2 separate regions of the Homo sapiens genome follow, and region 2 is linked to region 1. A link is a loop called in an ENCODE intact Hi-C map of the cell type or tissue named here. Cell type or tissue: mammary epithelial cell. All regions are shown on one strand. Links, peaks and the distances in the headings refer to the core of each region. The heading gives the core; the rest is flanking DNA.

What was found. A loop is a pair of places that touch in the nucleus more often than their neighbours do. Peaks named below come from ENCODE experiments on the same cell type or tissue, not always from the same donor. Only the 100,000 strongest peaks of a DNase experiment are listed, where the experiment ranks them.
Region 2: it touches region 1 in a loop (14-fold over the local background); 23 of 110 quality-filtered maps call a loop at or near these places.

What each region holds. Positions count from the first base shown.
Region 1 is chr7:105,039,763-105,042,682 of GRCh38, reverse strand. KMT2E (lysine methyltransferase 2E (inactive)) reads right to left here. Exons shown (of 27, transcript NM_182931.3): 3 at 1,660-1,844. The coding sequence starts at 1,730. Among named protein-coding and RNA genes, the nearest start is that of KMT2E, 27 kb to the right of the region's middle. In mammary epithelial cell, for the core only: no CTCF peak of the experiment used is centred there; no DNase peak of the experiment used is centred there.
Region 2 is chr7:104,921,467-104,924,386 of GRCh38, reverse strand. The region is part of intron 1 of LHFPL3-AS2 (LHFPL3 antisense RNA 2); the gene reads left to right. Among named protein-coding and RNA genes, the nearest start is that of LHFPL3-AS2, 3.7 kb to the left of the region's middle. In mammary epithelial cell, for the core only: a CTCF peak has its summit at 1,333 (motif pointing left); a DNase peak (open chromatin) is centred at 1,316; H3K27ac peaks cover 280 bases.

The sequences.
Region 1 (2,920 bases), core at 112-2,611:
TGTGGCATTTCACTTCATTTTACTCCTCTATTAACTAAATGTGACTCTTCTGACCTATGTGGCAGCATGAATCTGGAGCCAAGCAACTCTGGGTTCAAACCTAACTCTACCTTTTATTAATTATGTGGCCATAGGCAAATGTGTTAATCTCCTTGAGCTGCATTTCTTATAAAATGAAAATAATACCTGCCTTTTTGCTGGGATGATTAAGATATTTTATATAAAACACATTGCTCAAAGTAGGGGAGCTGCTTAACACTTACAGAACATTATATGAATACAATGAGCTCTGTATGTATTACAAGTGAAAAAAATTATAAGAAAAAATTGTTTATGATTAAGTACGAAACAAATGAAAAATTCAGCATTACCCTAAGAACAGCTGTAAACATGGCTGGGCATGGTGGTTCATGCCTGTAATCCCAGCACTTTGGGGGGCCAAGGTGGGCAGATCGCTTGAGCCCAGGAGTTCGAGGCCAGCCTGGTCAATGTGGTGAAACCCTGTCTCTACTAAAAATACAAAAATTAGCTGGGTGTGGTGGCATGCACCTGTAATCCCAGCTACTCAGGAGGCTAAGACATGAGAATCCCTTGAGCCTGGAGGTTGCAGTGAGCTGAGACTGCCCTACTGCACTCCAGCCTGGATGACAGAGTGAGACTCTGTCACAAAACAAACAACAAAAAAAGAACAGTTGTAAACAATGCAAGGACAGTACTTTAAAGCAGGCTTTTGAATACAAAAACAAAGCCACGCTTAAATGAAAGCACCTCCAATTAGTACAAACAAATCAACACTCACTTTAAAAGCAGCAGAAAAAAAAATAGTTTCTTCATAGTCGATTAAGTGTCAAGAAATCACAAGCAAAAATGTTAAGCACTGGATGAAAAAAGAACAAGTAAAAAGTTTCTGAAAATGTTTCATTATATACAAAATATTTTAGAATCTTCAATTATACAAATTCAAACTAAAAATACCCGAGCACCGGCTGAGCGCAGTGGTTCATGCCTGTAATCCCAACACTTTGGGAGTCCGAGGAGAGTGGATCACGAGGTCAGGAGTTCGAGACCAGCCTAGCCAAAATGATGAAACCCCATCTCTACTAAAAACACAAAAATTAGCTGGGCGTGGTGACACACGCCTGTAATACAGCTACTCGGGAGGCTGAGGCAGGAGAATTGCTTGAACCCGGGAGGCAGAGGTTGCAATGAGCTGAGATAGAGCCACTGCATTCCAGCCTGGGAGACACAGCAAAACTCCATCTGTTGCTGGGGGTGGGGGGAACCCAAGCACCAACAAATTAATGACTCCTGTCAGCAGGTGGCTCTAGTGACACTGGAATAACAATATCAAATACTATAGGAAAATACAGTTGGTAAAAAATGTATCGCTTCTCAGAAATTTGGAGTCAAAATAAGTCATGTCAATACCTCAATCCAATAATGAATATTAGTGGTAATGCTATTTAAAAGGAAAACAAAGATAGCAATCACGTTCTCAGTGTTTGAGAAAGAAAGGTAACTTCGCTTTTTTTTTTTTTACTTTAAAAAATGGCTAGGAAAGAAGAAATTTAATATTTTCCACTTATACTTCTTCCTACTTTCTAGCTCCAGAAGGGTTTTTTTTTTTTTTTTGCTTATGTAACCAATTTAAATACTTACTCTGAACCTGCAGCCATTTCCAAGTATGACGTCTCTGCTGTATCAACCCCCAATGGGATCACTATGCTCATGACGTTCGCCTCTGGTAAATTCGATTACTATGGAGTCCTATGCATTGGTATCCAAAACACTGGGGCATGCCAGCCACAGTGCTCATTGCAAACATCTAAGTGCATCCACAAACCCTGTTTAAAAGAAAAGGAGACAAAAAAGCAACAGTCACACTATAACAGTAAGTAAAATAACATGAAGAAAACATTCTTTATTAAAATCTCAATATAAATTGAAATTTGCTTAGAGTCTCTCTCATTAATTTTTCTGGAATTGAGTTATGTGATCATGATCAAAAGAAAAGTTTCTAAATCACAATCTTTCTGAGGGAATGAATTTAGAATGCCACAAGAAGATTACTACGGCATATTTAGTGAAGAACCAAAAATTATTCATTTTAAAAGATAAAATGTAATTTCTTAAAGTGCCAGTATGCAAAAATAAGTCTTCTTTGTTCAGTGAGTGATCTAACAATATACTACCAAATACTGAGTACTTACTATGGACTAAGCACCATAATCAGCTTTTTACATGGATGGTCTATTTAATCCTCCTAATTCTAAGGTAGGTATCTCCATTTTACCACTGAGGAAAAGAAAACCAAAACAGGCTAATACCGAAAAGCACTGTGTAATTGTCTATTATTGTATATTTTCATATTATAATAATTAGTAATCTGGTAGCTCTCCTCCAGCAACACATGGTTTAAAAATAACTTAATCAAGGCTACTCCACTTAAGAGATGAAACCAGGATCTGAACCAATTCTACTCTACTGTTTGCATCTGTATGTAAGGGAAACTATGTTATTTGTAAAAATTTGATTACTGTACAGTAGTTGTCATTTTCTATAACAGGTAAATCTAGGTATACTGTTGAAGGAGTTCTCTTTTTCTTCCATTAATATTGTTCAGTTATTAAAGAGTTAATATTCCCTAACTCAATTAGTAGAAAAAACTAATGAAGTTTTTTTTTAAACAAATTTACAATAGCAACTAAAAGATACTTAGCTTCAACATCAATTTTTCTAATTTAAATTCACTACATAACAGTGGCTACAGGTATGTTTATAAAATATCTACTCAAAGTCTTTTCAAAAATTATACAGGTGCAACTCAGGAACAAAACCAATATAGATAATCCTATAAATTAGAAAACAGCAACAGTCATTATCCTTGTCTCTGTAATGTAATACCTGAAATATTGAAAAG
Region 2 (2,920 bases), core at 203-2,702, 120 kb after region 1:
TGTTCACGGTGTTTGTTTAATAATGTAACTATTTTCTTATACTATAAGCAGATTTTTTGGTTTATCATTTCTGCATAACAGGATTTAAACATACATGATATGTTACTATTAATGCTACACTCTTTCTAATGTGTCTATAGAAAGAATAAAAGTATAAGTGAAGTTGGTTGTACAATTATTATTATCACCAGAGCAAGTTGTGCTTGCTCTGAGGCAATTCCTCACTCCGGTTTTAAAATGTTGAGAAGGGTCTGGGCGTGGTGGCTCACGCCTGTAATCATAGCACTTTAGGAGGCCGAGGCGATGGATCACCTGAGGTCAGGAGTTTGAGACCACCCTGGCCAACACGGTGAAACCACGTCTCTACTAAAAATACAAAAACTAGCTGGGTGTGGTGTCGGGTGCCTGTAATCCCAGATACTCGGGAGGCTGAGGCAGGAGAATCGCTTGAATCCAAGGCGAGGAGGTTGCATTTAGCTGAGATTGTGCCACTTGACTCCAGCCTGGGCGAAAGAGTGAGACTCCGTCTCAAAAATAAAATAAAATAAAATATAAATATAAATAAAATTAAAAAATTAAATGTTGAGAAGGAAGAAGAGGAATATTCCCTGTTCTAACTTCTTTCCTTTGATCCTCAGTCTTGAGAATAAATTTATCATCCCCATTCTTATGAGGAAACTGAGGCTCAGAGAGTCCATGCTATTCACCCAGGGAGTGGTGGAATCAGGATTTAAAGGCAGTGTGCTTGTCTCCAAAGCCCCAACTCTTTCTACTAACAGATAATCATGATTTTAAATTCAATACTCTGTTAGTTATCCATTACTATGTAACAAATGACCCCTAAAGGTATCGGTTTATTGATAACATTAAATGTAAACATTAAACAATAAACATTTATTCTGAGGGTCAGGGAATCTGGGACCAGCTTAGCTGGGTAGCTCTGAGGCAGTCTTTCATGAAGTTGCAGCCAGGCTGTTCACTGGGGTTGTGGTCATCTCAAGGATTGACCGGGGCTGGAAAATCTGTGTATAAACTCACTCAAATGGTTGTTGGCAGGCCTCAGTTCTTTGCTGGCTGTTGGCTAGGGTGTCAGTTCCTTGCTTTCCAGGCCTTTCCATGGGCTGCCTGCCTGTCCTCACAACATGGCGACTGGCTTCCCTTGTGAGTGATGAGAGAGCCCATGATGGAAGTCATGGTATCTTAAAACCAAATATTGGAAGTAATACACCATTTTCTGCCTTATGCTGTTGGTCACACAGACCGACTTTGACAGAGTGTGGGAGGAGATTACACAAGGGTGTGAATACCCAGAGGTAAAGATCGCTGGGGCCACCTTGTGGAAGTTGGCTACCACAAGTACTTGGGCCAATTTTAGGGTCAATTGGATAAGGTCCAAATGGTGGCAACTAACAGTGCCAAGTGCACTGGCCATTTTGCAGGTACTTTTGGGCTTATTCTTTGGCGGCATATGAAGCCCACTGATGTCTCCCCTGGGCTGTGAATGTACTTGGTACTGTTGGGCCTAATAGAATATTTCTATAAAGTCTACTCTGAAGCTGCAGCCCTGAGTATAGAAGGAGCAGAGAATCCAATGCCTCTATATTTATTTTTCTTCTAAGAACTTGTACATATTTATAAGGAGACCTGGAACTTGAACTTCCAGCTTCTGTAATTGTAGATAAGGCAATGTGACCTATGGCAGGAAGAGCAGGTTGGGGATCAAGGACTTCGACACTGGAGTCAGAATCTCTACTCTGCCATTTACTAAGTGTGTGACTTTGGAAAGTTATTTCACTTCTCTGAGCTTTCATTTCCTTTACTGTAAAATAGTAATAGCATACAGTTTCTTTTGGGGGTGAGGATTAACTGAGATAAAGCACAATGTGGCAAACTGTGTTTTCCAAAGTTGGCTACACCAATATGTAGCTACATATCACATCCTACATGCTCTTTCTACGCTGTGTCATGAGAGGTGGGGTGTATGTCTCCTTCCTTTCTAAGGAATTTAGACAGATCTTTGTAACCGCACCAAGTGATGGAACATGGCCAAAGGGATGCTGAATGATTTCCAGAGTGAGGTCATAAAAGGCAATACTTTTTTCTCTGGTTCTGTCTTGGAATACTTTTTTTCCTCCCTTTTTTCCCCCTGTTTTGAGACAGAGTTTTGCTCTGTTCCCCGGGCTGAAGTGCAGTGGTGAAATCAGGGCTCACTGTAGCCTCAACCTCCTGGCCTCAAGCAATCTCTCCCACCTCAGCCTCCTGAGTTTCTGGGACTACAGGTGTGTGCCACCACACCTGGATAATTTTTAAATTTTTTGTAGAGACAGTGTCTCACTATGTTGCCCAGACTGGTCTCAAACTCCTGGGCTCAAGTGATTCTCCTGCCTTGACCTTCCAAAGCGCTGGGATTACAGACATGTGCTACTGCACGCTGCTGATGCTTGCCTTTTGATCCCAGCTGCCATGTTGTGAGGAAGCCCAGGCCACATAGTGAGGCCAGGTGTGGGTGATGCTGCTGGCCCTTAGTCAACAGCCAGTATGAACTGTTAGGCATGTACATGAAGAAGCCATCAGCCTATTCCAGCCTCCAGCCTTCAAGTTTTTTGGTTGAAGTTCCAGACATTCTGGAGGAGATTAGCCATCTCCACTGTGCTCTGTTTGAATTCCTGGCCCACAGAAAATGTGACAGATAGTAAGACTGTTGTTTTACAGCACAGTGTTTGGAAGTGACTTGTTATGTAGCAATAAATAAGTAATAAATTTGGGTTATACATTTTTAAAAAATGTATGCCTCACTGTAAGATATTTTCAAAACACTGGGCCAAAACTTTGTTTTTTCACAAGATGACTGTTTCCTAGAAGGGTTTTGGGGAAGGGACATTTTGATTTTGTTTTTCCCTGGCTGCTTTTACACATAAGA